2 separate regions of the Mus musculus genome follow, and region 2 is linked to region 1. A link is a loop called in an ENCODE intact Hi-C map of the cell type or tissue named here. Cell type or tissue: gastrocnemius. All regions are shown on one strand. Each heading gives the region's core, and the rest is flanking DNA. Links, peaks and the distances in the headings are about the cores only.

Region 1 (16,535 bases), core at 3,398-11,397:
GAAGGGCCACTGTGTGTGGCATTCAGCTTTGTATCATTTCTTATGCCACGATGGGGACTGTTCACGGGTGTTTTGATGTCACTGACTCCTTGTGCTGCCTCCTCAAGTGAACAGCTCAGTTTTTGCTAACTTACAGAGAAGTCATTTCTGCCATGTATGAGTACAGAGTACAGAGGTTTAAACAGTTTTTTGTTTTGTTTCTGATTTTGAGTTTGAGAAAGACTTTATAAGCATGATACAGGAACCAGAGAATTATTAATAAACTTGAGCACATACATTCCCCTGAGAAAGACCTCAGAAACCAGGTCCATTAGCAAACAAACCAGGCCAAGTCAGTCTGATGGTGCTGTGCTCAGTAAAGGAGCGGCGGCTTCCTCAGGGCCCAGTAATCAGGAGGGCTTGGACCCGAGACAGAAGGCCTTTCAGCCTGTGCTGTGCTGAGGGTGTGCAGTGAACTCTCATGTACAGTGTGTGGCTAGCAAATCCTTTTGAACACTTACTGGTTAATGTGTGTGTGTGTGTGTGTGTGTGTGTGTGTGTGTGTGTGTGTGTGTAAAAAGGAGCTTTGGTTCTAGGATCTCTATTGTAATACTGTTTATAATCTTGAAAAACAAATAATACAAATAACTATACATAAGGGACTGGTTAGATAAAATTGTTTTGATGAAATTATGAGCAACTGTTGAGAAAGAAGCAGAGTTGTGTAACAAACATCAGTGGAAAAGAGCCTACTAAACACTCCACACTGTAGTGTTGATAAAATAAACAAGTTGGGTCTCCATTAATCAAAATGTTCAGAACCAGAAGATTTTGGGAGTTTTTCAGGCTTGGCAATGTTTGCATAGACTTTGTCAGTTGCTTCCAGAATGAGAAAAATCTGAAATCAGAAAGGTGCCACGTGGCTATTTAATCAGCATGTTGGTACTCAGAAGTTTCAGCTTTCAGGGGCTGGGTTCCGTTGTAGTGGTGTCTTAGTTAAGGTTTTACTGCTGTGAACAGACACCATGACCAAGGCAGGTCTTGTAAAAAACAACATTTAATTGGGGCTGGCTTACAGGTTCAGAGGTTCAGTCCATTATCATCAAGGTGAGAGCATGGCAGTATCCAGACAGGCATGGCACAGGAGGAGCTGAGAGTTCTATGTCTTCATCCAAAGGCTGCTAGTGGAAGCTGATTCCAGGCAACTAGGGTGAGATCTTATACCCACACCCACAGTGACACACCCATTCCAACCAGGTCACACCTATTCCAACAAGGCCACACCTTCAGATGGTGCCACTCCCTGGTCCAAGGATATACAAACCATCACAAGTGGTATATGCCGAGGATATACAAACCATCACAAGTGGTATATGCCGAGCCTGGCATCCTTGAAGGTTCAGTTCCCAGCACTGGGACAACAGAGCAAGGTACAGGTTTCAGATTTTCATGTTGGTGCTACCTAACGTGTATAAAGTAAGGGGAAAAAAAGACCAAAATAGTTGTACTGCCATGCAAAGATCTCCAGGATAATCTGTTAACTGATGAGAGAAATCTTGCCTGTAGTACTCATTATAATCTAAAATAGAAAGTAAGGGGCTGGAGAGATGGCTTAGCAGTTAAGAACACTTGTTGCTCTTGTACAGGACCCAGGTTCCGCTCCCACCACCTACATTCTGGTCGCAACCATTTGTAACTATTTCCAGGAAATCCAGTGTCCTCTCTGAACTCCATAGGTACCAGGCATGCAGTGTGAACTTTCATATAATGTACATATATACATGCAGGCAAAACACACATAAAATGAAATGAATGCATTAAAATTTAAGTTGTGAACATTAAGCAGGCATATGGTATCCTTGTGTGTCTGTACCACAGTGTGTCACTGTATGAGAGGGTCTGCTCAGTGGCTGCCAGTGGGTAAGGGACAGATGGGACAACAGGCAGTGAAGAAGCCAAGCACTGTAGTTTTCTTGCCTGCCTCTGGGCTAGCCTATTCCATGAGAGAACTCATCTGCCCCTCATTAGGAGCTAAGAAGCAGACTTTGATTTATTGCTGGGGAGTGGGGTGAAGTAAAAGATTCTTTTACTATATTGTGTCTGTAGTACTTGAATTTTCTACAGTAACTTATTGCTTTATATCAACAACATTTTCATTTTTGAAATCATTATGTGAACTATGGCAGCATAGGGAAGGGTCTGCTATCCATTCCTCTGTTGCAGGTTGTCAGGTGAAAGGCGGTCTCTCCTGGTGATTTCTGCCCTACGCTGACTTTGTGGACCCAGCTGCTTCTTTGAGGCTCTCCTCCCTAACTGTGCTGTCAGGAACTCCTGTGCTCTTGCTGTTTTGTTCCCAGAGGCTGCTCCCCAACAGTGGTGAGCTGACCAGGTCTGTGGTGCCTTCATCTCTCTGCAGGTGTCCCTGGCTCCAGGTTACTGTTCGCCAATAGGCCTACATTCGATTCTGCCCGGGTGGGGCTCTGAGTGCCCATCCCTGACTCTCCCTTGTCCCTGTCCAGTCTGAGGTCAATAGATTTGGATTGGTTGGAGTGGACTGAAACGGGAATGTACTCGTTAAAGAGAAAGAGCAGAGCTTCAAACAGAATGTTAACCCACACTATGCGGGTTACCGCATCCCCATCTTGTCCCCTGTGGAGTATTCTTTAGTTAGTTAATTTTTACTGATACAAATTCTTTTCTCACACTAGGAATTTTTGTCTTGAAGTGATCTATTTAAAAACCCTTTTTAAATGCAAAGTAGCCCAGCTGAGTTCTCCTGTGGGAGAGTTTCACTTGGGTCCTGGTTTAAGTGCTTTTGGGACACTTTTGTTAGTGAAAGTTTTAGGTGACCCTGGCATGTCCTATGTCCAGGAGGTGTGTCTCCAACTCTGAGGGAGACACGAGTGTCTGGCGTATTTTTCTGAATTGAAAGAATCTGTGTGCCTTTGCACAAGGCTTACCATGAACCTGAAAGCAAGTACCACTTCTCCACACTCTTCCAGAGCAATGCTGGAGACAGCCAGCAGGGGGGTGGGGGGGATGAGGAAAGCAGGCGTGGGCTGCCACTCTGTGTCAGTCCTGGCTTCCCCTCTGACTTAGAGGCAGAGGTCTTTCTAAACTGGTCATGGACTTTGAGTACAGTTTCCCTCACCTGATGTGAGTGCCGACCACAGAGAGTTTACTGTCGTCAGTAAGCTTCCATAACCTTCCGCTGCCTTTTGCTGTCTATGCTAGCTAGGCCTTTGGAGGCAGACTTTAGAGTTGTGAAGTCTTGCAATGTGTGGTGCCTTCAGGAAGAACATTGCAAGCCCCGGGGACATGCTGAGAAGGGGCCCATGGCGAAACTTCACTAACTCTGGTTTCTGCTCTTGGCAAGGACAGGCTCTCAACAATGACAGTCAGCTGGTACAGGCCTGAGAAAAGTGACATGGCTGTGTTTGCTGCCACTTCTAGGAGGATTCTCCCTCCAGGTTGACTATGGCACTGACACTCTAAGTGCAGGTTATTGCAGTTTTCTGTGTAACTTACTTTTATTACAAACATGATGGCAACATTAACATTTAGAATTATTTGGTTCCTTTACAAAAACAAAACAAAAAAAAAATCCCAAGAAATTCTTAGTAGGAATAGCAGCCTCAACCTCTCCTCCAGAATAAAACCTCATCTTTTGTACATGTATAAAGCTGCTGGCATGAAACAGAAGGCGGGGACCCTTCGATGATGAGTGTTGTGTGCTGAACGTATTATTGTCTTACATCTGGAGTTTAAGAAATGTGCAAATGTAAGCCCATCTTGTAAAGTGCTTTGTCAACATCGCAGCCATGTTGCTCCTGAGGTGCCTTGGTATAATAGAATTCCTACAGGCAATTTGTCTTCTGCTTGCCATTTTTGTGTATGGTATGCAGCCTACATTCTGTGTGCAGGCATGTTCCCCTCTCTCCTAATCGAAGCCCTGCCCCCAGCCCATAGCCACCCCCTGCCCCATCCCCACCCCACATGCTTTCTTAAAGCTCTCCTGCCCTACGGTGCTGCTTTATTCAATGGAATTGGGCACTGGTCTTGATGAGAGATTGTGCTGTAGCTTCACAGCATTGAGAGAGCTCATCTGCTGTGACCTCAGGAAACACTGTCCTTACAGAATTTTCTGTTGGGTAAGAACTTTAGGCACGAATGGTTAAAATGCAGATGTTTTCTCTGAGGCTTCTTATCTCCTAAGAAGACACAGGTTATTCTGACAGGTGAAACAAGTCCAGGCAGATATGCAACACTGATCTAATCAGCAGAACACGAGCCCCGCTCTAACTGGTGCTGCCTTTACCAGCGTCATTAAGGGTTCCCATTACTCTTTTATTAGCCGCTCCTTCTCTTCCTTATCAGATTGCAGAGCAAACATAACTCACGGCAGTGATTTGATCTCTGTTAAAGAGGATTACAGCTTTGCATTAACTCGGATTGACATAGTTTATAATTCACTTGTTGATACTCGGGAGAGTGTTGCCATGTGCCTGACCTCCCCTGGCAGTGCTGAGAGGAAAGGACCCCACAGATCATCGTTAAAGATGTCGCCCAGCACAGACAGGAGATCCAGGCTTTCCTTAAGTAACAGCAGAGGGAATAGTAGAACACTCTCAAGTTCAAGCCTAAGACTTGGTCCAGACTCAAACCTGGGTTGAAAATAAAACATTACTGTTGTGTCTTTGTTTTTCCTATTTGGGGCTGTTGGCCTCTCACACTAGAGAATTTGAACCGTCAAATTGAAGTTTGGTTCCAAGTAGGAGGGGGTGATAGAAGTGCATCTTCTTTCAAAGTCTGGCTTTGTGGCTGCTGTTTTCATTTCTGCAGCCAGGTTCTCGGTATTTCCTCATAATTTAAAATTCTCTCTTCTCCCCAAAGGGTCTTGCATGTTTATTAAAGTGGTTCTAGATCTTAAGGATTTGTTTTAAAATTATTATGATATTCTAAATGTAGCCTCTTACAGATACTGCTTTAATCACAGCTAAAGTGGCTTGCAAGTGTGTAGCTAAGCTTTCAACCTTTCTCTTGATTGGCCATTCACATATATTATTAATGTTTCCCATGGTGATCCCCAGCTGACATCAGATTGCTAAAATGTATAGATCATTTTTGTTTCTCCGTGATGCCCTTATTTGCTCTGTTTTTTCCACCTGGTTCTGATTAGCAGGGAAATGGCAGTGAGGGACATGATCATCTCCACCCTGTTGTGATCATCAGTGGATGGCACTGAGGGACGGTGTCCTTCTACTCACTGAGCATCGTGTCAGACCAGCATCAGCCTTCATCAGAAGGCAGTGGGATAGTTGACATTATCTACAGTTTGTGATTAAAATTCTAAGTCATGGAGTAATTAAATAACTTGCTCAAGTTAAAAGTTGTAAAGTAGAGCGTCTCAGAGTGTAGCTGCTAACCGCTGCTGCTGCTGCTGCTGCTGCTGCTGCTGCTGCTGCTGCGCTGCAGAGTCTGTGGGAATAATGCAGTATCTCAACCAAAGAGAAAGCATTAGTTTGCCCAGAGTAAATCTTTTCTCTTCTGTAAAGGGACATTTTCTATATAGGAAAGCTGTGCTACTGACTGTTAACATTTTAGTATGAATCACCGAATTTCCCAAACCTGCCCTGTGGTTATTCTGCCTGGTGCTGGTGCCAAGGCCTAGACCATACAGTGGATACGATACTAGGGATCTCTGGTACCCAGCCTTGGTTTAGGGGGTGTTTGAGTCATTTTTACTTGGATGAACCTAGGGGAAAGACCGAATATCACTAATTTTTCTACTGTTTCTTGAATTTTGTGTTCTGTTGGTTTCTCTCTTGACCATATTGGCTGTGGTTTTTATACCAGATTGGGTTTCTGCTTGCCTCCTACAAACTGCTGGTCATTGTGGAAACAGGCTCTGGTGAATAGTAAAAGCTATGGCTGCTTTTAGAATTGTCTCACTAAAAAATAAACTGTAGAATGCATTTGTTTGCATATCACTGAAGACATAATAAACCTGGACAGCTCCTGTTATTTTTATGTTGTCATGAAAAGGAAACATAAGAGAAGGGGCATCTATGTCCAGGAAGGTGTCACTAAGCACTCCTGGGGTGAGGCCCTGAATGAGCCACAGCTGCACCTTGTGTCCTATCCATGGCTTCCCTCTGGGAAGCAGAGCACTTTATAAACATTAACTCTTTTTACCCTCTAGGCACCTCCACTTAAAAGGTAAATAAGGCTGAAGGTTCTTTCTTCTCCAGTATAGATGAGGAACGCCATCCAGGGAGAGAAATGGGTTGAACAGAGGCTGGCTAGGTAGGGTCTAGATGGGGCCCTGGTGTTGTCCTGGGCAGTTCTCCTCTCTGCTTCTTAGGGCAGTGGGGGCTGGGCCTTTGTGTGGAGTGTGAAATGCTGCAGAGACGAGCAATTGTTCTTCAATGCTTTGTGCTCTTTCATAAGAAAGGAGAAATCAATACACATTTTCTCATACACGCACATGGCAGCCATCCGCCTCTCCTGCAGCTCGATCCTGCAGGAGGAGATACAGCTATGCAAGCCAACAGGACACACCGGCTTCCAAGAGAAGACATGAAAATTCCTCATCCTACATTTAGCAGTAAGCTCCCTAAAGCTAGTCATAAAACCAGCTGAGGCCAGCACATGGCTGACTGCAGGACCAGTCACTTCAACCGGAGGGAAGACTATGCTGTAAGGTGGAGGGTTCTTTGAATGTGTTCTGACAGGAGGTATTCCTAGCATAGACTCTGTTCAGAATCTGGTTTATGGAGAAGTTCTTTGAGGGATACGGTTCGAAAGTAAAAAGATGAAGGCAGCAATTTTTACCTTTTCAAATTGTATCTGCATTATTGTACAGATAGTCATAGATCCAGGCATAGCAGTTTATGCCCATAAAATATCAGTAGTATTCTAGAGGCTGAGGCAGGAAAATCACTATAAATTTAGTGAATTTATAGTAAAGGCCAGTCTGAACTACATAATGTGTTCCAGGACAGTTTGGACTGTACAGGTGGTCCTATCTCAAGTTAGTCTTGTTTTATTATTGTAAAAGATGTCATTGATCCCTGGAATTCAGTTACAGTTTCTGCCACCAAACAATCCAGAGTAGGGTATGAGTTTTGCCACTGTAAACAGAAAGATGGTGTCAGTTAACAGAACAGCTTTGCATGGCAAGAAGGAATGCAGTTGCTTCTCTCCAGGGTGGTGGCTCTGGAGACTGTGAGTACACTTCACACAGCAGAGGCCGAGAGTGGAAGCAGGTGAGTTATCCAGATGCAAGAGGAAGGCTGAGAGTGGAGAGTGGAGGAGGAACCAAAAGACAGGCAAAGCAAGATGTTCATTCATGGAGCCTGGCCGAGTGGGCCCCAGGCATCATGGCAGCAGCACCAGTGTGAACACCTTGGTGTGAATGCCAGTGTGAATGCCTGGGTACCAGCTTCATTCACCTCCCCTGATACTGAGGAAGTGAGTCACATCCAAGCGGTGAAGCACCCCTGGCTCATCATAAGAGCCATGGAAGGGGCAGCTGTTTGAACAGGAGCTTCATCTTGCTGAAGCCAGCAGTCATGAAACCATAAACAGAACAGCGGCCAACTCTATTGCCAGGATCACGGTGGCCTGATGTTAATATTAAACATCCCAGCAAGGCAGAATGCCTTGTGCCTAGCTCCAGAATAAAAATAAATAAAAATAAGAGCAAACCCGCAAACCTTGATTAAAAAAACAAAACAAAACAAAACAAAACAGTGAGGTGATTTGTTGTCTTTCCTTTGTGAGGCCATTTGTCTTCTCTCACATCAAATCTGTTATAAAACAGTCAAACTGTGAAAGTAGAAATCATCCCAGGAATATGGAATATTAACACACAGGCGCAGCAAGAAGCAGGTCTCCTTTTGTCTGAAGACACCCCGACCCCAACAAATCTAATAAGGTAAATTATTTTTCTTTAAAAGGATGTGAAAGCTAGTAGGAGGAATAGTAGAAGTTTTGAGTATTTTCTGTCTTTGTTAGTGTGGAGTGAATCTATAAGGAGAAAGCCTTAACAAATTCCCACCTTGTCCCTCTTCCCTCCTCTCCTCTCCTCATCTTTTCAGATCTTTTGTTTGGGGCCTGACCTGCTTCTTTAAACATTTATAAATCTTGAGTCTGTCTGATCTTTAGGTGACAGGCCAGAGGCCACGTCACCAACTGTAATTTAGAGCTGTGGGGCTAAAGGCATCTGCAGGGGTTTGAAGGACCCAGTTCTGACCTGACTGAGGGAGCACACTGGAACAGCCCTCCTCAAGTCTCCTTCAAGCTCTGGGAGGGTGCTGATGAGAGCAGACAGCCTGGGTAATTTATGGGCTCCTGGTCCCCTTTGAAATGAGTCATATACTGCCACCTTGTGGTAAATTGGCACATCTGCAATTTGCTGTCTGGGATCATTTTGTATCCAGACCCTGATGATTAGTGATACTAGAGAGATTCTCTGGGTCACTTAGTACTTTGCTAGCTTGATCCCACTAAATAGTTTTCAGGAATTTTTTTAAGGGAAAAAAAAGACACACAGAAGTTGGTCTGTGGGAAGCTGCCCTATTCTTTTTGCTATTCCCTTTGTCTTATGGTGTGTAGGTGTGTGTGTCTGTGTGCCTTCGTTTCTGGTTTGGGTTTGGCTTGGTATGAAATCTGGGAAGATCAGAAAGGAAGTCTTTGAGCCACTTCTGCTGGTAGGAGAAAAGGGGAGTCTATTGACTTCCTTAGCTGTGTGCAGAAGTTATATATAAGCTTTCTGCCCTGTGAGTTGTGTTATTGAGAGCCAACCGTGAGGTGTGTCAAGATGGCCACTTGTCCTTCATACCTCTGTGAAGGAGACACGGCTTTGTGTTCTAGCAATAGCATTTATGGAGGATGCAGTAGTTTCGCTGCTGAAGAAGCTGCCATTTTCTCGGCCAGAATGGGAGCTAGCTCTGACAACAGGTTGCAGCGATTGTGCACCATTACAACTGCTACTGCTGTGCTTGCTTTTCTGTTTGGATATTTAAGACAGCAGGCTGATGTCTCATGATTTTTTTTTTTGTATCTACAGAAAAAAAGCAATTGTGCATATCCGTTGCCCTCTGGCTCACTCTGCTTTCTGATAGAATACAGGTGATTTACTGGAAGGGATTCTCTGTTTAGTGCCATTGGCACCTTCCAGTACGTATTTAGAATGCCAGAGCCTATTAATAGAGTAGAAGAGAGCAGAACTCTGAAGGTAAGGGATGTCTGTGTTCAGAAGGTAGGAGGTTAGCCCAGGATGTGACTCAGTGTTACAGTGCTTGCCTGAGGTATAGAGGGCCCTGATATGTTCCTGGCTTATGCACACAAATGTGTCGATGGAGTCCTCTGTTCACTCCATCTGGACTACACCAGCAATGCTGTAGTCGACACAGTGCTGGGATTGGCACAGAAGGTCTGAAGGCCTTACCTGGAGAGGCAAATTATAGGCCTTGGGTTCAGCATACTGCCAGGAAGATTTGCAGAGGCAGTGGAGAGAACTGTGGAACTGTTAGTCTGCCATGGGGCACTGCCATTCACTTTCCTTCTGTCCTGGCCAGTGGGTTAGTCATAGAACGGCAGAGTTCAGTCCCTGTGGGCCTCTCTTAGGTGGAATAGTTGTCTGGACAGGTGACTGAATGTAGTTGCCTTTCTCTTCTTTTTTTTTTTTTAAGATTTATTTATTATTATACATAAGTACACTGTAGCTGTCTTCAGATGTGTCAGAAGAGGGCATCAGATCTCATTATGGGTGGTTGTGAGCCACCATGTGGTTGCTGGGATTTGAACTCAGGACCTTTGGAAGAGCGGTCAAGTGCTCCTATCCGCTGAGCCACCTCACCAGCCCTGTGGTTGTCTTTCTCATCTGACTTCTCTGATATTCCCTGGTGTCTTTGTTGTTGTTGTTGATTTGTTTTTGTTTTTTAGGATTTTAAAAACGTGTATAAAATAAAAAATGTGAATCTGCACATGTGAGTGCAGGTACCTGCAGAGGCCAGAAGAGAGTGTAAGATTCGCTGAAGCTGAGTTTGTAGGCAGTTGTGAGCCACCCAAAGTGCGTGCTGGAAAGTAAGGTTGGATTGTCTGTGAGAGCCGTATGCACTCCTAACAGCCACTGTCTCTCCAGCCTCCTGCTGTGTCTCTGTAATCCTCAACAGTAACTAGTAAGGTTCAGGCTGGCATTCAAACACTAATTTATCATACTGCGTGCTGTATTTGAGTCCAAGGATTATCCATGTCTGTATGTGTTTATAAGCATCCAAAAATACTAAGTAAATTGTTTTCAGAACACAATAATGAAAGGCATTGTTAGTGATGCTGTGTTTGGTCAGGGTACCATCAGCACAGTGCACTTGTCTACACAAGCAACCAATGCGCTTGTCTACACAAGTAGTCCCCACCGTGTCTGCTTGGAGCCTTCTTGCAAGGTTTTAAACGATCTGGACTTTGCTCATCATGACACTGGGGGAGTTAAAGTTGTTAGTCTTCTGCCTGTGTGCGCTATCACTGTCCCTGCTTCTTAAATGCATGTAGAGGGGCACAGGCTGCCACACGGTAGTGTGTAGTGTAGGGTCTGCAGTGTGCAGAGGGGAATGAAAGGTGGTCAGAGTGCTTTCCAGATGTGTCGTGGGTGTTAGGGTTGTCCGAACCCTGGAGAAGCGACAAAGGAGCAACTTTCACATTAATCAGAGGCAGTTATGTATGTAGGTTTGCAACTGTCTTTCTCTTCTCTCCTTCCTTCTTTCCTCTTGCTCTATAGCCCAGGCTGGCCTGGAACTTGGGTTCCATTTACCCTAGCCTCCCGAGTGCTTAGATCATAGCATAGGTATGTGCCACTGTGCCTGGTGCACATTGTGCCCTTACTCAGACTGCTTTGTTGAAGGATGCATTTGGAGGACACGAGGTTCTCACTTATAGAGAGACCTTGATGTGTTTTAGATGGTGGACAGGTTTTTCTGGGGATCTGTGGGTCAGCTGCTTTCTTTGTGCTGCCCACAAGAGCATGTAGGGGGTTGGGGTACCTTGGAGCTTGGGGTTTCCAGGCCAGAGTAAGACGAGCATGGTCTTCCAGAAAGCAGATAGGAGAATTCAGATCCAGATGCCGCAAACTACTGACCTAGCAAATTGAAAGCCCCACACAGGCCATTTGCAGGTTTAATAAGCTGCGTTCTACTATTTGCCCAAATAGCATGAAAGACAATGATGTGTGCTGCAGTCCTGTGAGGAGTGCACACCATATACTCAAGGCCGTGGAAGTCCTATTCACCAGTGCTGCTTGCATGCCTCCCTTTAGAACACACGCAGGAAGACACACCCTTGTTCACACATGCACATGTGCACATACACTCTGCCTCTATGGAAAATGGCTGCTACCTCATGAGCGTTTTTTCCCAGTAACAAGGTTTATGATAATATAGTAAAAATATTAAATTAGAAAATGCCTCACTAAGGGTTATAAAACCTTACTACGCTAGAGATAGGTAATTATCCCCTCTGCAGCCTAAATGACAGTTTAAAAGAAATAAAAATGTTCGTCCTCATTACTTTTGTACGTTGTAATACAGGGTGAGTTAAATTTTAATCCAAGGAAAAGTTCCTGCCATAGACCCTCCCACCCCAGGTCCAAGGCCTGCTAATTACTCTGTGGCCCGTGCTGTGTCATTTCAGCGTTTATACGTGTTCTACAGTGGACATTGCCACTGGCCATTGAGAGCAAGGGTATGGAGATGAGGCAGGGAGGCAGTTCAGACCTTAGGTCCTCATCTTCTTGTGATGTGATAGGAGCAGTAGTCTGTATTTGAAGCAATGGCTCACCAAGTTCACTGTGCAGAGCCTTACAGGGACAGCACTGCAATGCTCCATGTGCACTGGAGGACTAGAGGGTCAGGGTGGCCGCCTCTGCTGCTTCACTTCTGGTATCTTCTCCTTGCAACTCCCACAAGTTGTCCTCCGACCTCCACATGTGACCAGGCATGAACACACAATAATAAAACAAATAAATAAAAATGCTGCCCCAGAACATACCACATGGCAGCTTAAAATGATGGTCTCCTGCAGGCTGGGCTCTGGCTCTGCACAGCAGTCATTCACTGTGTCCAAGCTCCAGTGTGACTGGAGCCCTGGGGGGGTTTAGGGGCGGTGCTGCTCTAGGCAAGGAGGGCCCGGGGGAGGGGTTTTACTGGGTGTCTTGAGTGAAAGGCATGGGAAGGGGAGGGGGGCACCCTGTCTTCCCTGTAAGGCTGTTCTAGCGGACGAACAGGCGGAGCAGAGGGCTGGATTTGCTTGCAGATGTTTACATTGGAATAATCCTTTCTTCACTCAACCTGTCTCCCTCTCTATTATATTTTAAGAACAGAGGTGACTCAATTTCCCAGGTTACTTTGCTACAAGCAGCTGCGTATGTTTGTCAGTTTTGCGCACTGAGTGTGAAATGATGTTCTTTTAAAATACAGGTTCAACACTCACTCTGCTCCTGACATGGAAACCCTCAGAGGACAGTAACTGCTGCCTTTGGCCAATGCACTGTGCTGCCGTTGTGGAGCAGAGTGGAACCATTTGCTTGGGGGCAGTGATGGCTTTGTGCAGGCCAGCAGGGTGAGGCTAGGAAGATTAAAGCAATGCTGTGCCCTGCATCTCTCCTCAGCCAGCATCACCTTGAAGTCACGCTGTCCTTTTTTGTCATGGCAGCTCTCTCCTTGTTTAATTTTGTTAGTTGAGATGGCTAAGGAGGCTGTGTTGGGAATCTGGCTACAGTGTGAGGAGTGAAGCTGGGCTGGGCTGCTGGGGATCCAGAGGGGCGGCCTGTGGTGTCCATTTGCATCTGGGGTGAGGCCTTCGGCTCTGTAAGGCTGGGCAGATGCTTGGAGCTAGAGAACCATGGGAATGTGCGTGGGTCAGGGCTGGCAGTCTAGGGTAAGGCTTCCAGCAAATTGTTGTGACTATAAAATGCCTGTGTAAAGCTAGAGTCCCTCTGCTGTTTTCTGACCATAGTTTCTCTGCCTGTGCATTGGCCTCACAGGACAGCATTCTGGTTTTCCCCTGCTTGCCTGCCATTGCTTTGACATATCCTGAGAGCTGGGGTTCCCATGTTAGTGTCTCACTCCACAGCTACAGCAGGATGAGTGCCGAAAAGCTGAGCCGCCCGCAGTCATGGCAGAGGCTGGGAGGCCACCGAGGGTTAAAGCGACATACAACCCTGTTAGAGCAAGACAAATCAACAGTTGCAAAGATGGCTTCTGTTGCATCAGAGTGGCTGCTGGGAGTCCTCAGACAGCAAGAACACCTTCAGAAACCCATTTCTTAACATGATAGCAGGCTAAGGGCTAGATCTGAAGATGTCAGTCTGTGCTGTTCCTTTGGGATGTGGACAGAGCAGATGTGGGCCCTTGCCTCAAGTGTGTCTCCTGAATCTCAGGGACTCTCATCTTGTGGGTCTGGCCTGTCTGAACTGTGAGCCACCTCCTCCTCCTCCTGCAAGGCAGCTCTGCTTCCCGCCCATGGTTCTCCTGACAAGGCGGCTCCCCACCAACTCGCACCCTTTGCCATTTCTTAGGCTGAGCTAAATGTGTCCCACAGATGTAACAGCAGTGTAAGCTGTAGTGATTATTTGCTGTATTTCTAAAAAGAGACATTTTATTTTTACTTAGGGCATGTGAGTTTATGCCTGAGGACGGTGTCAGATCCCTGGAGCTCGACTCACAGGGTTGTGAGCTGCCTGACAAGGGTGCAGGAAAACAAACCCTGGGCTTTTGGTTTTGTTTTGTTTTGAAGAGCAGCAGGTGCTCTTAACGCCCAAACCATCTCTCCAGTCTCCATCATCGTGTTTTTAATGTACACATTCAGCTATAGAGCTGGGCATAGTGGTGCATACGTGTAATCCCAGCACTTGAAGAGCAGAGGCAGCAGGATCCAGCATATGAAGCCAATGTCAAAAATAGTGAGACCTTAAAATACAGTAGGGCGGGTGTGTGTGTGTAGGGGGGTGACCCAGCTGATAAAGCTCTGCTGTACAAAAAGGGCTGTGTTTGACCTCTGCACTCGCATTCAAAGCCAGGTAAGGGTACACACTCACAACCAGCACTGGGAGGTGGAGCCAGGAGGATCCCTAGAGCGCATTGGCCGGCCAGCCGCAGCCAGAGAGAAGCCCTGTCTCAGGACACAAAGTGGACAGTTCCTAAGAAAAGTCCCCCCCCCCCCCCACGACTCGCTTTACTTCATTGCTGTGGTCTATACATCATATACTTATGCACACGTATGAATCCAGGCTCATAAGAGGTCTCAGGAGGATGCCAGGCACCTTCTCTTGCTGAACCTAGATAGAGTGCATGGTTTTCTGGCCTGCCTGCCTATCCAGCAAGCCTAGCCCCAGTGACCCTGTCTCCACTGCTGCCTACACTGAGGTTCCTGAGTGCATGGGCTTGTCACACGGGCACTGCATGTCTGAGCTCGGGGCTGTGTAGCAAGCATATTACCCAGTGAACCGTCTCCTCGGCCCAATAATGTTAATTTTTAAAATCCAACTTTAAAAATAAATTAGCCAATTAAATTATTTCTTAGACTGAGATTACAGCAAAGGGTGTGGGGGAGGGGAAGAGCCCTGGCTCTGCTCTGAAGCTCCGCACACATGATCGTAATTGGGATCTTGTTGCTGGGTCATTTCCATTGTTTTTCAAGTACTGCCAAGTCCCAGAAATGTATGAAAACTAAATTATATCCCCTACATCCCATGTCTGATTGAATCCTCTCGTTGCTTGCCAGTCTCATATATCCTATTAAAATATTCAATCTTGTTTTCTTACTTGAAGAGCCTGTCTGTAAAGGGCAAACTTATAGAAAACTCATTCCCTGGAGACAGGGTATCCAGCCACACTGCACTATTTACATATCTCACTCTGTGATTGGCTGCTTCTGGGTTTCTTCTTTCCCTTGTATTTGTGAAGAAGTGCTCCGAGATGTGGTTCTTAATTACATGGCTGTGTTTTCAATTGAAGAAACAGATGAAGGTATTTCCCAGCTTCTTGGTTCCTTTTTAACCTTGAAAAGTTAAGCAGCGTGTTAACCAGTTTGCTTTATGTCCTAGGACGGAGTTGTTTCGATCTCTTTTCGGCCAGCTCAACCCTCCTGATGCAGACCGTGGGAAGTGACAGTAGCATCCTCTCAGGCCCGACCTCAGCACAGGACCCACCTGCTGCCTCCAATAAAATGATCAAAAACTACAATAAACCTTTTTTTTTTTAATCTGTTGTCACTGTCTTCACTGTGAGTTCTTGAGCTGGAGGGGGTGGTTTAGAGTTAAATTGCTGAAAAGTCATATGTTTTTCTAGTTATAGTCTCTTCATACGCTATAAACCGTTATTTCCTGTCCATTCTTCCTTCCCTGCATGCGCACTCAGGTTGTTTCCACATCTGGACTGTCGTGAGTTAACTGGGGTCAGCTGACCTTCACCTGCTGATCTCCAGTCCCTTTGGCACTTTCAGAGCATGGACAGCTGTGGCAGGCCTGCCCGTCTGCCCGTGTGTGTGTGTGTGTGTGTGTGTGTGTGTGTGTGTGTGTGTGTCTGTTTGTCTGTCTGTCTGTCTGTGTCTCTGTGTGTGTGGCTGTGACTGTGTGCGCATGCCCCCAGGACCTAACAGGCTCTGAGCACATGTTCTGTTCTCCACCTTTTTTGGGGGTTGGTGGGGCCGCCGTACTGTCCTCTAATGGTCACTCTAACTTTTGTTCCCCAGATAGAGTTGAAGGGCTCACCTTGCTGCTTTGTCAACATTTGTCATGACTTAAATTTGGTAAGAGCCATTTCACCAGGCAGTGCCTCAGTGTGGTTTTAATTTGTGCTTCTCTGTATCAGTAATGTCCCCTGTTCTCTAGTGAACTCCTTGGCCAATTGTATGTCTTATTTTGAGAAATCTGTTTTCAGAATGGATGTTTGTTCTAAAAATGGGTGGATAGAAGAATGTGGTCTGTGTGCACCAAGGAATTCAGTTCATCCTCAAGCCAAGAAGAGACGCTGTCCTCGGTGACAGCACAGATAAACCCAGAGGACTGCGTGCTGAGAGAAGCCAGGAACAGAAAGACAAAAATCTCTTGCGTGGCTACCAGCCCCTGGGAGGGGATGGCCTTGGGGTGTAGAGAGTTGTCTAGGATGGAGGAGTGAGCTTTGCGGACCAGAGTAATGAAGGGAATAAATTCCAGAAGTCTCACCATAAAAAAAATGAGCAGCGTGGTACTGGATCTGTTAAAAGGCTCCATTCAGCCACTTCATGCTGTGCACATCTAGAATGTTGCCCTTTAGACCATGAATATACAGCTAGGATTTTCAATGAAAAATAATAGGTTTGGGGCAGAGGGTGTAGCTCATTGATAGAGCACTTGCCCAGCACGCAGAGGCCCCCAGTTCCATCTCTAGCACAGAGAGCAAAATGCTAACTGTTAAACCCATGAAAGAAACACCTATACTGCTTTGGGTAGATGGGGACTCACTCAGCAAGACAACAGTCCACAGATGGACCAGGGGGATAACCCTGATTTCTCCCAA
Region 2 (16,535 bases), core at 4,219-12,218, 360 kb before region 1:
GCCCACCTTTCCGGGTAAGGATCTGGTGAGTGAACACCTTGGCTATCCTCTCCTCACACCTCAATGGATTAGTGAATTCTTTTCTTTTTCTTTTCTCCTTCTTCCTTCTTCCTCCTCCTCTTTCTCCTCCTCCTCCTCTTTTCTTTTTCCTCTTTCTCCTCTTTTTGCCTTTTTTTTTTAGATGGGCTCTCACATAGTTCAAACCTCCCATGTAGCTGAGGCTAGCCTCAAATTCCTGATCCTCCCATTTCTGCCTCCCATGTGCTGGGATTTCAGGCATGTACCACCATGTCTGGCATGGTTGGCAAATTCAATGTCTCACTTGAGGTTTGTTGGAACTGAAGGAGAGGGGATGCAAAGCCAAGTCTTAGGGGCTCGCTGAGTCCAAATAGGTCGTCTGCCCCCTTGTACAGACGCAGCTCAGCCCACGTGTTCTCTCTTCTTATCTGTGCAGGAAGGGACACTCAATGGCTCCCAGCTGACCTGCTATAGAATCCACACACAGCTTCTTGGTTCCAACACCTCTCTCCCTACCTACTTCAGGACATGGCTGGCTGGAGTCTGGTCCGTGAGCCGTTGATTAAAGTTTAGACGGGAGCTGAGCTGCTTGCTTAGCTGAAGCATGGCTGCCAACTGAGCTGCTGGTGAGCCCAGCTGTGGAGCCAAAACTACCTCTTCCTTGCTCTGTCTCCCTCCACATCTCTTCCCAGGCCTAGTGGCTCTCTCGGCCCTGCTGCTTTGGTCTCCCTACAAGAGCCTCCCCACCTTTCAGAGGTCTCTGTGTGACTAATTCCCATGACTCCTCTCTTCCACCACCTACCCTTTCCTTAGGTGTGCTCTCGCCTGCCAGGGTCCCCGAAGCATCCTCTGAGGAAGAGGGATGTGTCTGTCAGCTCCGTGAGTGGGTCCTCTCCTGAGCAGTCCCTGCTGCTACCTCTTGACTCTGTGATATCACCTGGCACAGGCCAAGGAGAAGCTGGCAGCCATAGCTGAGACTTGTGAGCGTGGAGAAGTTGGTCTTTGTGTCTTCCGTACATCAGGTGCCTCGAAACAGGACTTCTGTGTGAGGACGGCACAGGAGGCCGAGAGGCTGCTGTACCTGCCAGGAGGGGTGTTGGAGGAGGAGAGGGGCCTCCTAAGAGGAGAAGGGCAGCTTCTTGACAGCTTTAGTTTCTCTTTCTGCTTTGGGTCTGAAGAACTTTGGGGTCAAGTGTGATTATTTTTTAATTACATTTATTTGTCTATTATTTGGGGGATGGCCCATGCACCACACTGTGCAAAGTGGAAGTTTGAGGACAAATGAAGGAGTTCTCTCCTTCTACCACCTGGGTCCTGGAGACTGAGCTTAGATTATTAGGCCTGGTGTCTTAGTCAGGGTTTCTATTCCTGCACAAACATCATGGCCAAGAAGCAAGCTGGGGAGGAAAGGGTTTATTCAGCTTACACTTCCACATTGTTGTTCATTACCAAAGGAAGTCAGGACTGGAACTCAAACAGGTCAGGAAGCAGGAGCTGGTGCAGAGACCATGGAGGGATGTTCCTTACTGGCTTGCTTCCCCTGGCTTGCTCAACCTGCTCTCTTATAGAACTCAAGACTACCAGCCCAGAGATGGTCCCACCCACAAGGGGCCCTCCCCCTTGATCACTAATTGAGAAAATGCCTTACAGTTGTATCTCATGGAGGCATTTTTCCAACTGAAGCTCCTTTCTCTGTGATAACTCCAGCTGTGTCAAGTTGACACAAAACTAGCCAGTACAACTGACCCCCTTGTCAACATGACATACAAATACATCACTAGTAAGCCTCAACCCTTAGTTCTTATTCATCCCCAAGATCTTAAATAAATTTAAAAGCCCCACAGTCTTTACATATTAAAAGTTCAATCCTTTTAAAATATCCAGTATCTTTTAAAATTCAAAGTACTTTAAAATTCAAAGTCTCTTAACTGTGGACTTCACTAAAAAACTTCCTTCAAGAGGGAAAAATATCAGGGCACAGTCACAATCAAAAGCAAAATTCAATCTCCAACTGTCCAATGTCTGGGATCCAACTCACGATCTTCTGGGCTCCTCCAGGGGCTTGGGTCACTTCTCCAGCCATGCCCTTTGTAGCACACACATTGTCTTCTAGGCTTCAGCCACTTGTACTCCACTGCTGCTGCTGTTCTTGGTAGTCATCTCATGGTACTGGCATCTCCAAAACGCTGCTGTCTTCCAATGTAACTTGGCTTCAACAATAGTCTCTCATAGGCTCTCTTCATGGTGCCAAACCTCAACAAATTTGCATGACCCCTTCAGGCCTGGGCCATCAATTGCAACTGAGGCTGCACCTTCACCAATGGCCTTCCATGGCCTTTCACAGTGCCAAACCTCAGCTGCTCTGCATGACCCCTTCATGCCTTCAAAATCAGTACCACCTGAGTGACCCTTACACAATACCAAGTCCCGCTGCAGCAGGAGTACAACCTTGGCTATCTCTGGAACACAGCCTTTGTGCTTTCAGAAAACACTTCACAGAAGATGTCACCTCAACGATGCTGGTCTCTTCTTAATCACCGCTAATTTCTTAGCTCCAGCTAACCAGCATCAATAGTCCCAATAATGCAAAGGTTTTGCTTTAATAGTTTTGGTATCTTGTTCATCACAGCTGATTCTTCACCCCAGCTAACCAGAAGCACAGAATAATCAAGCTCCAAAATAGCAATGGCTCTGAAAAGAGTCTTTAATTTTCCCTCTGAAATTTCACAAGCCAGGCCTCCATCTTCTGTACTGTTCTCAACATTATCTTCCAAACTCCTACACAACATCTGACAGAGCTCTTAACACCAAATGGATCTTCTAGCCCAAAGCTCCAAAGTCCTCCCCAAAACATGGTCAGGTTGTCACAGGAATACCCCACTCCTGGTACCAATTTTGTCTTAGGGTTTCTATTCCTGCACAAACATCATGACCAAGAAGCAAGGTGGGGAGGGTTTATTCAGCTCATATTCCACATTGCTGTTTATCACCAAAGGAAGTCAGGACTGGAAGTCAAACAGGTCAGGAAGCAGGAGCTGGTGCAGAGGCCATGGAGGGATGTTCCTTACTGGCTTGCTTCCCATGGCTTGCTCAATCTGCTCTCTTATAGAACCCAAGACTACCAGCCCAGAGATGGTCCCACCCACAAGGGGCCCTCCCCCTTGATCACTAATTGAGAAAAATGCCTTACAGCTGGATCTCATGGAGGCATTTCCTCAACTGAAGCTCCTTTCTCTGTGATAACTCCAGCTGTGTCAAGTTGACACAAAACTAGCCAGGACACCTGGCAACGTGTGCCTTTGCCTCCTGAAATGTCTCATCAGGCCTGGAGCTATTTAGGTTTTTCAAGATTTTACTTACTTTATTTTTCCATGTGTGAGTGTTTTGCCCCCATTTTTGAATGTACACTATTTGAGGCCATGCCAGAAGAGGGGTTTGAATCCCCCAGAACCGGGGTTACAGAGGCTTGTGAGCCATCATGTGGATGGTGCGAATCAAACCATGGTACTCTGGACAAGAGCAGCAAGCACTCTTAACCACTGAGCCACCCCTCCAGCCCTCTGGGGGCTAGTCTTAATTGAGTCAAGATCTGGTTTTGATTTTTGACAAGCCATTGCGTCTCATCCAGGGTCACCAGAACCTCAGGAGAAGGGCTGAGAGGTCATGGGAGGGGGGGATGCTCAGCTTCTTCTACCTCGGTGCCCTCCTGCCCTCCACTTTCCAAGATGACTTACATATCTTTAATTTTTTAAAAAAATTAAAGATGTCTAAGTGTCTTGCCTGAACATATGTCTGTATGTAGCGTATGGGCCTGATGTTGGGGTTACAGATGGTTTTAAACTGCTTAGCCCCACCTCTTGAGATAGGATCTCATGTAGCTCCTGATCCTCCTGTCTCCCGCGCCTGGGAAGTCACGTGGGTTTTCCACCCATACAATGCATTTCCCTCCCATGCCCACTCTCACATCCACATCGGGAAGTCTTAGCTCCACTCAGCACCTCCTGACCCTGATTGTCAACTCCCGGTGATGCCTTTCAGGGGTTTTGTAGCGGCCTCGTGTGATGTCAGACTTCGCCGCTAGAGGGCAGTAGACTCCGTAGACACAAAGTTTGAGCCCAGATGCGCAGCAGTCATCCTTAGCCTGCCTTTGCTGGGCTGTCCCCTGGACCTCCAGCCTGAGGCCCTCACTATTAGATTTCAAAGCTAGAGGATTTGGCGACAAGGCGTATTTTCCCAGAGCAGATCCTCTGTGAGATGTGCGTGGAAATGACAGAAGGAGTTTTTGATGGTTCGGTCATATTGAGGTGTCCCCAGGACAGGCCCACCTTCCGGATGGGGAAATGTCTTAGTCAAAGCCGCACCTCGCAGAGGCTGGCTGACGGTATGTCAGATATGCAGAGAGGAATGGTTAAAGAGAGACTCCGCACAAATTGCTGAAGGAGACGTGGCCTGAAGGCAGAGAGCTGAAATTTGAATCTAGATCTTTCTGACTTCCATGTGTCTATTCTTCCATCACAGCCTTTCTAGTCATTCAAGATCCTGATCTAATCCTTGTCATTGCTACACTGAAGGCAACTGAAAATGATGCCTCGGGCCTCAGACTCCATTTCCCCAACCTTCTGGTACCCTGCCTATGTGGCAGGGTCCCTGGCCCCTCTGAGCGGCAGCTTTCTGTAAGCAGGTGCGTAACCCCTTCCTCCCAGGGCTCCGTGGGATGGAATGAGATGAAAGCTACTGAGACCCCTCTCCTCCAGAACCCCGGTGACTTGGGGTTAGACCATCCCCCTACACACACACACACACACACACACACACACACACACACACACACCCCGGACTCTTGTTCTACGTCTTGAAGGCTAGGAGAGGGTTCTGAACTCTCAATGTCTCCTCTAGCCTTCTCTTGGGATCTGAAGGATCTGGGGGTCTCCTTCCTCCGGAGTTTCAAACCTTCACAGCTGCTGAAGTGGTCCGGCCCCGTTGCCATGGTAACAAGGACCGGCCGCCTGCAGGGCCGGTCCTGTGCCAGTCACATTGACCTCACTTAGGATGATTACTTTTCTGCAAATAAAATAATTATGTTAATAAAGAGGCTGTTCGTCCTTCACCACCACCCCCTACCCTGCTTGGCCCGCTTCCCATCCCCACCTGGGGCAAAAGCAGCTCCTTCTGCCTTCTTACCTCCAGCGGGGGGGGGGGGGGGGTGCATCCTGCATCCTTTTGTGGGATGTGGACCGGGATCCTGCCTGGGCTTTAATTTTCAGCAGCGCCTGTCTTACCTTTGCCTCCTAGCCAACATCTGTGTGGAAGCTGCCAAGGTGAGATGCTACCTTCCATCCTGTGTGCCTCAGGTGCGCTGCACAACACCAGCCAGGCCTCCCTCAAAAGCTGCCATGTTCTTTGCAAACGCTCCTGCAAGAGGACTCTCTCTATTCCTCGTGCCAACTGTGTGAGTTGGGATTTCAATACTGTTTCCCAAATGAGAAGACTAAGATGACAACAGACAAAATGCAGAGGCTACACACACACACACACACACACACACATACACACAGAATTTTTGTGTGTATGTACATGACAACATGCTATGATGTGCATGTGGAAGGAACTACTTTTGGGAGTCAGTTGTCTCTTCCATGATGTGGGTCCTGGAGATGCAACTCAGGTCACTGGGCTTTAGTGGCAAACTCTGCCACCTGCTCAATCATCTTACCGGTGCCTCCCCCTTTTTGAGACAGGGTTTCATATAGCCCAGGATAGCCCCAAACTTTCCATATGGCTAAGTAAACACTCTATTAACTGAGCTATGTCCCCAGCCCCAAACAATAAATAGGACACATCATGTGGACTACGTTAAATGTGGAATTATATGTCCTTACAGCTTTATCTCTCCCCCTTGAGACAGGGTCTTATGTAGCTGAGGCTAGCTTTGAACATGTCACATAGCCGAGGATGGCCTTGAACTTCTGACCTTCCCACGTCTGCCTTTGGAGAGCTGGATAACAGGAAATACCATCATGACTAGTAAAGATGTGCTAGGCCCAGGAACCTGGAAGCCCAATCTGCAGGGCGTCTGTTTTATGTGGCGCTGGGGATAGAGCCCAGGATGTTACGTGCACTAGGCCAGCCATCTACCAACTGAACTATGTTTACAGCTATGGCTTTTTTCCTTTAGAGACAGGGTCTTGCTGTGAGGCTTGGGATGGCCTCAAACTTGAGATTCTCTTTCCGTGGCTTCCCCAATGCTGAGATTACAGGCACACAGCACTCCAAGCCAAGTGAAAAGGTACCTTGATGGAACTTGAAACCTGGGTCCTCTGTATCGGCTGTCCTAAGAAAAACAAATCCTGCTGTGGGCTCAGTGCTGGTCAGGGTTTCCAGAGAGGAAAAGTGGAGCTACAGAGGTCAGGGGTGGGGTGAGGGAATTAAATACCTGCAGAAGATAGAGATGGAGAACCTACTGCAACAGGAACTCTGACAGCTAGACAGTGGTGGCCACCCATGTAAGGGGGAGGGTGCGGTGACTGGGCAAGGAGGCCCGTAGGGACAAAGAAGGATCAGAATGGCAATTACTGGTGTTCTGACCAGTGGCTGACATGTTCCCCAGCTCAGTGGTGGAGTACACAACATCACATCCCTTATCTTCCAAGACTCTCATTACAGCCCCATTTTACAGATGAGAACCATGAGGCTCACAAGCACTGAGTGAGTTTGTCAAAGTCACACCCTGGACATGGAGTCAGGCTTCAAACTCAGATCTGCTTGGCCTTACTGTCTGGTCTCATCGCTCAGTAGACATTGTCAGAATGACTGAGAAACAACACCCATGTTCGTTATTTGAGTCTCTTGTTAAGATAAAGGCTTGCCAAAGGGGGTTGTCAAAATTTGGGCCACTTGGAAATTTATTTTTCTACCAATAAACAAAACAACACACTGTTGGTCAGAGATCAGAAAATTCATCTTAAGCCTTAGTCAGTGGTAAAGTTGGGGCTTTTGTTAGGGATACATTGTGACTGAGAAAATGGGGAAAAGAAATTGATTTATTTTTTTAAAAAAAAGTACATTTATTTATTTGTGTGTATGGGAGGGTGGGACACATACACAACACACTAATTGCCTTTATTTATTTATTTATTTATTTATTTATTTATTTATTTATGTGTGGAGGTCAGAGGTCAACTCCTGCAAGTCGGTTCTCTTCTTTCACCATCTCAGTTCCAGGAACGAGACTCAGGTCACCAGGCTTGGTGACAAGTGCCTTTCCACACTGAGTCGTTTCACCCACTCCAGAACAAAGCTTTTCAATGGAAAGGGTTGCTCACTGCATCTTGGGGGCTCCGTGACTGAAGGAGCACTATCATCTTAATGTCATGCGAGAGGTCTACATTAGGGTCCTTTGTAAAGATGTGTCCCAGGCTAGTAGTCCTTCCTCTTCCGCCCTTCCGCCCTGAGTAGCATCCCACTCACGGAGACAATGTGCAGGCTGGGTTCTGAGCTGGAGCTGCCTGCCAGGTGCACTAGGTGGCGCTCTGATACTGGTCAATGCTCAGATGCGCCGCGGTCAGTGGGCAGGGTGGGCACAGCTTAGGAGGAAGGCGGTCTCACTGGGCCTGAAACCCAGGGCTAGAACTACGCCAAGGGTACCTGGACATAGATGCCAAGCTCGGGACCGGGGGCTGGGCATCACTGATCCACGACTTGTGAAGCCCAGTGTTTTTAGGTCTTAAACAGCAGCAGTGGGAAGGACACAGAAATCAGCGGGAGAGGAGGGGAGAGGGAAAAGGATGGAGGAGAAAGGGAAGGAGCGAGAAGAGGGTGGGTGGGGGGAACGAAGAGGGTCTACATTTGTGGAGCTAGGCTAAGCAGCTTATCTGGTGTGGAGACGCTATCCTCTTCCTGATTGCTGTGAACCCAGGGTGTCTTGTTGGTCTTGTCCTGAGAGACTTGGGCTGTGTGTGCCTGAGGAAGTCTGAGGGAATGAGGGGAAGGTCCAACCTTGCTCCAGGGGCAAGACACAGACATGGGCCTCAGAGGTCTGGGAGGTTTTGTCCTATTTAGCTGTCTTAGCCATGTGTCCTTGGGTGATCCACTGAGACATGTGTTTTTTTTTTTTTTTGTCTTTGGTGTTTGGGGATCTTAACAGTCGGCTTCAGAGTTTGGAGGAGACTTAAATAGGATTATTCACACAAAGCCACCCTCAGGAGCCTGTGACCCTGTTCTCTATTTTGCATCCCTTCCTGCCTGCAGGTCCCCCAAAACACTGTTGTAACTGATGTAACTGTGTAACTGATGGAGTGGGGGGTTGGGGATGGAGGGTGTGGAAGCTTCCATGGCTCTCAGCAATCTCCAAAGCCTGCTCACACTGTGGGGTCCAACCTCCTGAGTATCTTGCATTAGAATTTAGCATTTCCCTCCTTGGAAATTGTGCTGGCTTTTTTTTTTTTTGTCAACTCAGCACAAACTATAGTCACCTGAAAAGTGACTATAATTCACATAAAGAATTGCCCACAGGCAAGTCTTTGGGGACATTTTCTTGGAGGGTTAATGATTGATGGGGGAGGTCCCAGCCCATGTGTGGTGTCAACCCTGGCAGATAGTCCTGGGTTGTAGAAGAAAGCAAGATGAGCAAGCCAGTAAGCAGTGTTCCTCCATGGCCTCTGCTTCAGTTCCTGCCTTCAGGTTCCTGCCCTGCGTTCCTGACCTGGTGTGTAAACCAAACAAACCCCTCCCTCCCCAAGTGGCTTTTGGTCAGAATGTTTCATCTGAGCAGCAAGGGAGGACAGAAATGAAGGGTTTGCAGCCATGTCTGGCCACACAGTGTCTGCCCTTCACCCTTGTAGGTCTCTCTGTAACTGTCAGGGCTCAGTGGACCCAGAGAGAAAACCTGAACCCCAGCAACAACTTGGGAAGGAAGCAGAAGGCAGCCCTGCCAAGGCCCTCTTTCCAGAAGACCATGTCTGGTACAATTAAGAAAACGGAGGCAGGGGAGCCCCTGGGGACTGCTGTAGTCTAGACCTCAAATGTCTTACAGAGGCCCATGTGTTAAGGCCTTGGCCCTCAGACTGGCACTATCAGGAAGTGGTGAAACCTTTGGGAGGTGGGCCTGGGACGTCTTTGGATGTATTCCCTTGAAGGGACACTGGCCCCTCATCTTCCTTACCTGGACTTGAGGTGAACAGTTTTACTCTGCCACATGCTCCTGGCCATTGTCACCTCCAGGAGTGACCTAAAACAATGGCTTTATGCAAAGGAACCTCTAAATCCCCAAGCCAAAGCCAACCTTTCCTTTTTATGTGTCAGCTCTCCTGGGTATTGTTTATGGTGACACAGGGTCACGTACACAGGGACAAAACACAAACCCCAGGGATTGGGAACGTGGAGTAAATGCAGTAGTGGATTAAGCTCCCCAGCCTGCTGCAGGGACTGTTACCCCGAACTCCCAGGGAAGATGCTCACATAGGCTGGCTGGAGAGGTGCCAGCAGTTAGGAGAGAGACAAGCAGGAGGGGTCTAGAAGGGTAACACAAGGTCTCTATGGAGGCAGACTCGGCTAATGAGCATCCTTCACACTCAGCAAATGTAGTTATGAGAGCTGAGGGATGAAGGAACCCAGATAGACAAGGTCTCCCCACCAGCTGCAGGCGTCTCATGGCATCAGCCTCTATGGGAGAAGTGACTAACCCAACCTCTACCATCTTCAGGTTCCAAGTTCATCTGTAAAATGGGGATAATACTCTCTGGGATAGGACCATCATGGACGGTAGATTCCCAGAAGGCATTAGGCTCAGGGCCAGGCATTCAGTTAACAGAAACTGCTTCCGACATCGTTAGCATTCTTGTGGCCACTAATTTTGGAGGGCGTGACTTGGGGCAGATCCTTCACCTTTCTTGAACCTAGTGTTTCTCCTCTTGACAGATGGATTCAGAACATCTGTGCTGCCCTCTCTACCAGATCACCTGAGGCCTTTGCAAAGTACACAGAGGGAATGAGCCAATTCAGACTGGCACAGGTTGGCATCAAGGCTCCACATCTGTGCCCCATCTTCTTATTAAATTACATTTTACTGACACACATTCATGACATGAGGTGCTTGTGGAAGCCGGAGACAACCTGCAGGAACTGGTTCTCTGCTTCCACCCCGTAGGTCCCTGAGATCGAACTCGGGTCATCAGCCTTGGTGGCAAGTGCCTTTACCCACTGAGCCATCTCGTAGACTTGTGCTCCGTATTTCCTGCAAGCCTCCTGGGCTCTGGTGAACCGTCTGGTGCACATGTGGTGCCCTGGGAGGTCAAAGCCTGGGATGAGATGCTAGTAGAGCTCTGGAGATGACTGCTGGCTTCAGCTGAGAATTATCAGTGTTCCCCACAGGCATGAGGGAAGTCAAGAAATAAATCTCCAGATGAAGGTAGAAGTCACCCTCTCCTGCCAGCTACTCGACTCAGTGCTGGACCTGGCTGGGACTGTTAACAGGCTTAGGGGGACTCTTCTCCTTTGGGGTGCATTCTCCCCCCCCACACACACTCCTCCTTGCCAATTCTACTCCCTGCTGGTTAACCATGGAAAAACCTAGGGAACACTTGTGCAGCTGGGCTCTGTCCCTCGAGGAGGCAGAAAACTTTGTGGAACCTTTAGGTGTACAACCTGATGCTAGAACATCATCAAGAAAGCGGTTCCGCAGGGCACACAGAGGAGCAGCTCTGCCTCTGCATAGCTCACCCTTGGTAGAGAGGGAAAGAGCAGCTAGGAACCGTCTTCCTAATGGTACAGTTTTAGCTGGGCATGGTGATTGATATCGAGGCAGGGGGAGCTCAAATTTGAGGCTAGCCTGCATGCGAGCGTGCGCTCAAGCACACACCACACACATACACACACATACACACACACACACACACACACACACACACACACACACACACACAGCATCGCTCATGTATCGCTCATGTTTATATTAGATCTCTAGATGTGTCTCTTTCCCAGGAGAACCGAAGGTTTTCCATCTTGGGGGTGGGGCAAGGAAACTGAAGGAGAGGAGGCTCACTAGCCAGATTTCCAGGTTGCTTCCTGAGAACAGAGGCTAAATAGCAAGGAGGAGGATAAATTCATATTCCCCGTCTGTCTGTCTGTCCATCTGTCTGTCTGTTTCTGTTTCTGTCTCCCTCCCTCGCCCCCCACCCCCAGGTTCTAAACTCACTGTGTAGCAGACAGTTTGAACTCTGATTGACCTGCCTCCATGTGCCACTGTGCCCAGTTTATGCAGTGCTGTGAACCAAACCAAGGGCTCCACTCATGGTAAGCAAACATTCTACCAGTTACATCTCCAGTCCATTTTATGTTTTATTTTTAAACCTTTATTATAAGAATTCACATATAAATAGTTAAAAAAAAAAAGCTGGGTGTGGTGGCATATGCCAGACTGCATGGTGAGACATTGTCTTGAAAAAGAAATCAGTCCATGCCAAAGGACAGGAGTCTTACAAATTCCAAGAATTCCTCCCTTGATCCCCATCTGGACTTCTCCTAAGCCAACTTCCTGGACTGAATACCCCCCTAACAATTTCTGGTAGCGCTAAACTCATTTCCTAACATCTTGGCCACACATCAGTACAGATTCCACGGCTTACACGAGATGCCTTTCTTTGCCTGGGTGGGTCTCTCTGGGTTACAGTGGCCGTGTTGGCAGTTGAGGGAGGAATCATTCTCTTCAGTGTGGGAGCTTTGCCTGCATGTGTGTCTGTGCATCACATGCATGCCTGCTGCCTGAAGAGGCCAGAAGAGCACATCAGATCCCCGACTGCCGGAGTTATAGATGGTTGTGAGCCACCACGTAGATGTTGCGAGCTGACCCTGGGTTCTCTGTCAGAGCACCGGATGCTCTTAACCACAGCGACGTCCCTCTAGTCCCATGCCCTGCAGCTTCTGCCCCCCGCCACCTTCCCTTCCCTAGTGCTGGGATTGTAGGTCTGTGCACCTTGTTCGTTTCTGTGTGAGACAAGGTCTCACTGTCCTGGCTGTCCTAGAACTTACAGATCAGGCCACCCTTGAATTGGATGGAAACTCTCCTGCCTCTGCTCTCAAATGCTGGGGTACAGGCATGTGGCATAGACTCCATATTGGTTCCTTGCTTTTTCAAGGCCATCTGTGGTCCTGAGCCTCTGGCTTCCTTCCTCTGCTTCAAGGCCAGCCACAGCACCAAGCCCAGCCCTTCTGGTATCCCAGCATGCCACTCTGGCTCTTCTGCCTCCCTCTTCATCTTTGAGGGACCACTCTGCCCTTATCGGACACTCACCTGGCCCTGCATCATCCCTACTTTACAGCCAGCTGGGAGCAGCCTTCTGGATATAGCCTTTACTCCCCCCTGGCATATAACACAATGAAATCACAGGCTCTGGACACTGGACATAGAATGGGGGGCGGGGGGAGGGAGCACTACCTGCTGCCAGACAGACCTTTCATTTCAATAATAGTCTTTCTCTCCCTCTCTCAAAAACACACACAATGACACTGCCTCCTCCCTCTCTCCCTCCTTTCCTCTCAATTTTTATTTTAATTTCTTTTGAGATGGGGGCCTCACTATGTATACCAGGCTGATCTCAAACTCACAGAGATCCACTGCCTCTGCCTCCTGAGCGCTGGGATGAAGGAGTGTAGTTCATGTCTGGATTTCTCTTTCTTTTTAAAATGGAAATGTTCATAGTGTGAGCCTGCTTTTTTTCTCATATAGACTTATTCCCCCCACCCCCAAGAAAATCCAAAGAAATTTATTTCTAAACACATTGTGGTCAGTTCTGACACCAGGGTCACTTTTTACAAATGGAATAGTCACGGCTGGTTTATGGCTGGGCTTAGTCAGAACTCAGCTTTCTCTGGGCTGTATGTACCCCCAGCTGTGCCTCCTTCCTTCCTTTGTCTGACTTTAGGCCAATTCAGACTCATGCAGACATCCTCAGGTGGTAGAGCCCACTCTCTTGTCCTTTTAATGGCCACATGGCATTCCATCATGGTGATGGATCAGCGTTTGTTTGGTCACTCCTTTGTTGTCAGGCACATGAAACGTGTCTACTTTCTTTCTATAGTACATGCCTTGTGTGTTTTCTTCAAATATCTTTTAGCATCTCACCCTATGTGTCTCATGATCAGGTCCAGGATGGGACAGAGCCTCTGCTCCTGAGGAGGGCCAGGCAATGGTCTGTACCTGTTCTCCAGACCCAAAGCAGAGATGGATGGGACCACCTCTGGTGACAGATTTGGATTCTCCTGCAGCCAGAAAAGGTTACAGTGCCCCCCTTTAGCTGGCATGCTGATGCACTATAAATATGGGATGCACATATTTGGCAGTGTGGTTTTACTTGCCTGACACATTGCTCCTTTCAACATTTCCTAGAGCTATACCCACAAAACCAAGGGGCAAAGTGAGCCACCATACACACCTGCACTAAGCACCATCAGCCAGGGGATCACACACAGCCAAACAGCCAGTGTTGTCTTTCATTGATGTAACATGGACCTGTTAGTGTGATCCACACCCTAAAATAACATGATTGGAAATGAAGTGTGGCTGAATGGCAGCGTAGCCATGATATTGTGTTGTTCTGGGTTTGTGGATCTATCTGGTGTAAAGCTTGCTTAGCACGGTGGGTGGTTTGAGAAAAGGAATTGGTTGCAGGAATTAGCCTTTGTCTCAGGCAAAGACAGGTTTGTGATTCAGGTGCTCGTTGGAGCTGGGATCTGAGATGGCCCTCCAGGGCTATGAGGCGACTATGAATAAACAAAGCCCGGCAGCCATGGCCAGTGGGCCACCGTGGAGGGGTAGGAAAGGGCAGATTTCCCGATCCAGGAGAGTGGGAGGCACCAAAGTGGAAAGAACGCGCCTGAGGTCGGGATTGGATTCCTGTGGCGCTCAGAGCATCCGAGCCAAACTGCTGCCTGGTTCTGCAAAGCATGGATATTAATAAGGGTGATTAGTAATCATGACGTGTGAATAATAAGGGGATGGTTAATTGTCCTGGTTATGATGAACAGCAGTCACTGTGAGAGGGTGGGGGGAACTGGAAGCCCAAACACACACACACACACACACACACACACACACTACATATGTGAACAAATATGTTCACACACACACACAGGTGCACACACAGGTGCACACACAGGTGCACACACACACAAACACACACACACACTCTCTCTCTCTCTCTCAGATGAATTGTTCTTGGCAAAGCAAGCACACCATGAAAAATTTTTTCCCCTCTTTTATTTTATTTTCAAGACAATGTCTTACTATGCAGCTGTGGCTAGCCTGGAATTTGTTATGTAGACCAGGTTGACCTCAAACTTGTGGTAATGCCCCTGCATCCGCCTTTTGACTGTTGAGATTATGGGCATGTCACACTGAAGGATTGGGATTTTAAAAGTGAAAACCTAATAAAACAGAATCTCTTCCTTTCTTTTCCCTTCTTTTTAAAAAGGCAGAATTAAAACAAATCCACAAGCATATTTTATATATTGGGCATATCCCCTCCACCCCACTCCTCTTTCCTCTCTCTTCCCTTCTTATTGTCTCCTTCATTTCCCACAGACCTCTCTACTCATAATTTCATTTTATATTTACATGCTTATTTTATGTAGCTATGTAAAATCTGAGAAACAAGAATGAGGAAAAAAAACCCATCTATTTGTCTGAGCCTGGCTTACTTCACAATATGATCATCTCTGTTGTTCCCATTTTCCTGCATAAGACATAATTTCATTCTTCTCTATGCCTGAGAAATTCCATTGTGTGTGTGTGTGTGTCACAGTTTCTTTCCCGTTCCTTTGTTTATGGGCATTTAGGTGGGTTCCATAACTTACTGTGAACAGTGTGACGGTGGACATTGATATGCAAGTGTCTCTGTGACACGCTGGTTGGAGTGAGTGGGTCAGGTGCAGGAACCATTTGCAGGTCTTATGAGAACCCTCCCTGCTGACGTCCACAGTGGCTGACCTAGCTGCAGTTTAGAAGGGTTTCCTTCTGTCCGTCCAGTTTTTTGTTGTTGTTTTCAATTTTATCTTTTTTTTTTTTTTATGTGTGTGGCTGTTTTGCTGGCTTGAATATTTGTGAGCCATGCACATACCGTATCCTTAGAGGAGAGAAAAAGGAGAAGTGGAGTTATAGATGGTTACAGTTTGTCATGTGGGTGAGCCCTGGTCATCTGCAAGAGAGAAGCCAGTGCTACCTGCTGAGCCATCCCTCCAGATCCCCTGGTCGTTTTTTTGTTTGTTTGTTTGTTTTGTTTGTTTGTTTGGTTTGGTTTTTCGAGGCAGGGTTTTTCTGTGTAGCCCTGGCTGTCCTGGAACTCACTTTGTAGACCAGGCTGGCCTCGAACTCAGAAATCCGCCTGCCTCTGCCTCCCGAGTGCTGGGATTAAAGGCGTGCGCCACCACGCCCGGCCCCTGGTTGGTTTTGCAGTGACTGACATATGACTTGGGTAAAATTCTCTGATGAAATGGAACTTTTTTTTTTCATATATTTTTGGTCATTGAATTTCATCTTGTTAAGTGTAAGTTATTTATTTACTTTTAATTTTATTGATCTCGTTTTGTGTGTGTGTGTGTGTGTGTGTGTCTGCACGCACGCGCACGCACGCGCACACACATGCACGTGAGTCCCAGCTTGCATGTAGAGGTCAAAGGACAGCTCCTTTCATCGTGTGGGCCCTGGGGTTGAGTTCAGCTAGTCATGGTTGGTGAAAAGCACCTTTACCTGGTAAACCGTTGTGCTTCTCGTGTTTCTTCCTTTCTGTTCATTTCATTAACTCATTTATTGATTGGGTTTAATTTGTGTGTGTGTGTGTGTGTTTTAACTCTTTGTGTATTCTATATACCCACCCTCCTGTCAAATATAACTGTTATTTTTTCTCCCATTCCATAAGCGATCTCTGCTCTCAGTGACCATTTCCTTTCTTGTCCAGAATCCTTTTAAATGTGTCGATTGTTGGCTCCATTTATTTCCTGAGCCACTTGTATCCCATTCAGAAGGCCCTTGCCTATACAGATGTCTTGAAGTTTCACTGTTTTCCTTCCTCTAGTAGTTTCAGGCCAATAAAGCAGAATCTAAAAGTCTGTGTATCATCTCTTACACATGTACAGAAGGACATATACTGATAGTGCATGATTTTGGAATATATTATATATGTATATGCATACACACATATACACATATGCACATATATACATATATATGTACACATACATATATAAACATACACATATATGTATGTATATACACACATATGTGTGCATTATATGTATATACATGTATGTATATATGTATATATGTGTGTGCATTATATATACATGTATATAAGAATGCATACACATATATACACATACAAATATATGCATATGTATGTGTACACACACATATAAATATATATGTACACACACATACATATATATGTACACACACACACACACTTACACATATACACACACAGACTGGAGGGCCTCTTTGCCAGGTGTGTATTCCACTACTGAGCTAC

The links. Hi-C counts contacts between places; a loop is a spot of excess contacts. Peaks named below come from ENCODE experiments on the same cell type or tissue, not always from the same donor. Only the 100,000 strongest peaks of a DNase experiment are listed, where the experiment ranks them.
Region 2: it touches region 1 in a loop (4-fold over the local background); 32 of 42 quality-filtered maps call a loop at or near these places.

What each region holds. Positions count from the first base shown.
Region 1 is chr11:84,421,567-84,438,101 of GRCm38, reverse strand. Aatf (apoptosis antagonizing transcription factor) reads left to right here. Exons shown (of 13, transcript NM_019816.1): 13 at 15,083-15,246. The coding sequence ends at 15,146. Among named protein-coding and RNA genes, the nearest start is that of Aatf, 84 kb to the left of the region's middle. In gastrocnemius, for the core only: a CTCF peak has its summit at 8,379 (motif pointing left); a DNase peak (open chromatin) is centred at 8,312.
Region 2 is chr11:84,785,686-84,802,220 of GRCm38, reverse strand. No RefSeq gene overlaps it. Among named protein-coding and RNA genes, the nearest start is that of Mrm1, 26 kb to the left of the region's middle. In gastrocnemius, for the core only: a CTCF peak has its summit at 7,532 (motif pointing right); DNase peaks (open chromatin) are centred at 5,124 and 7,554.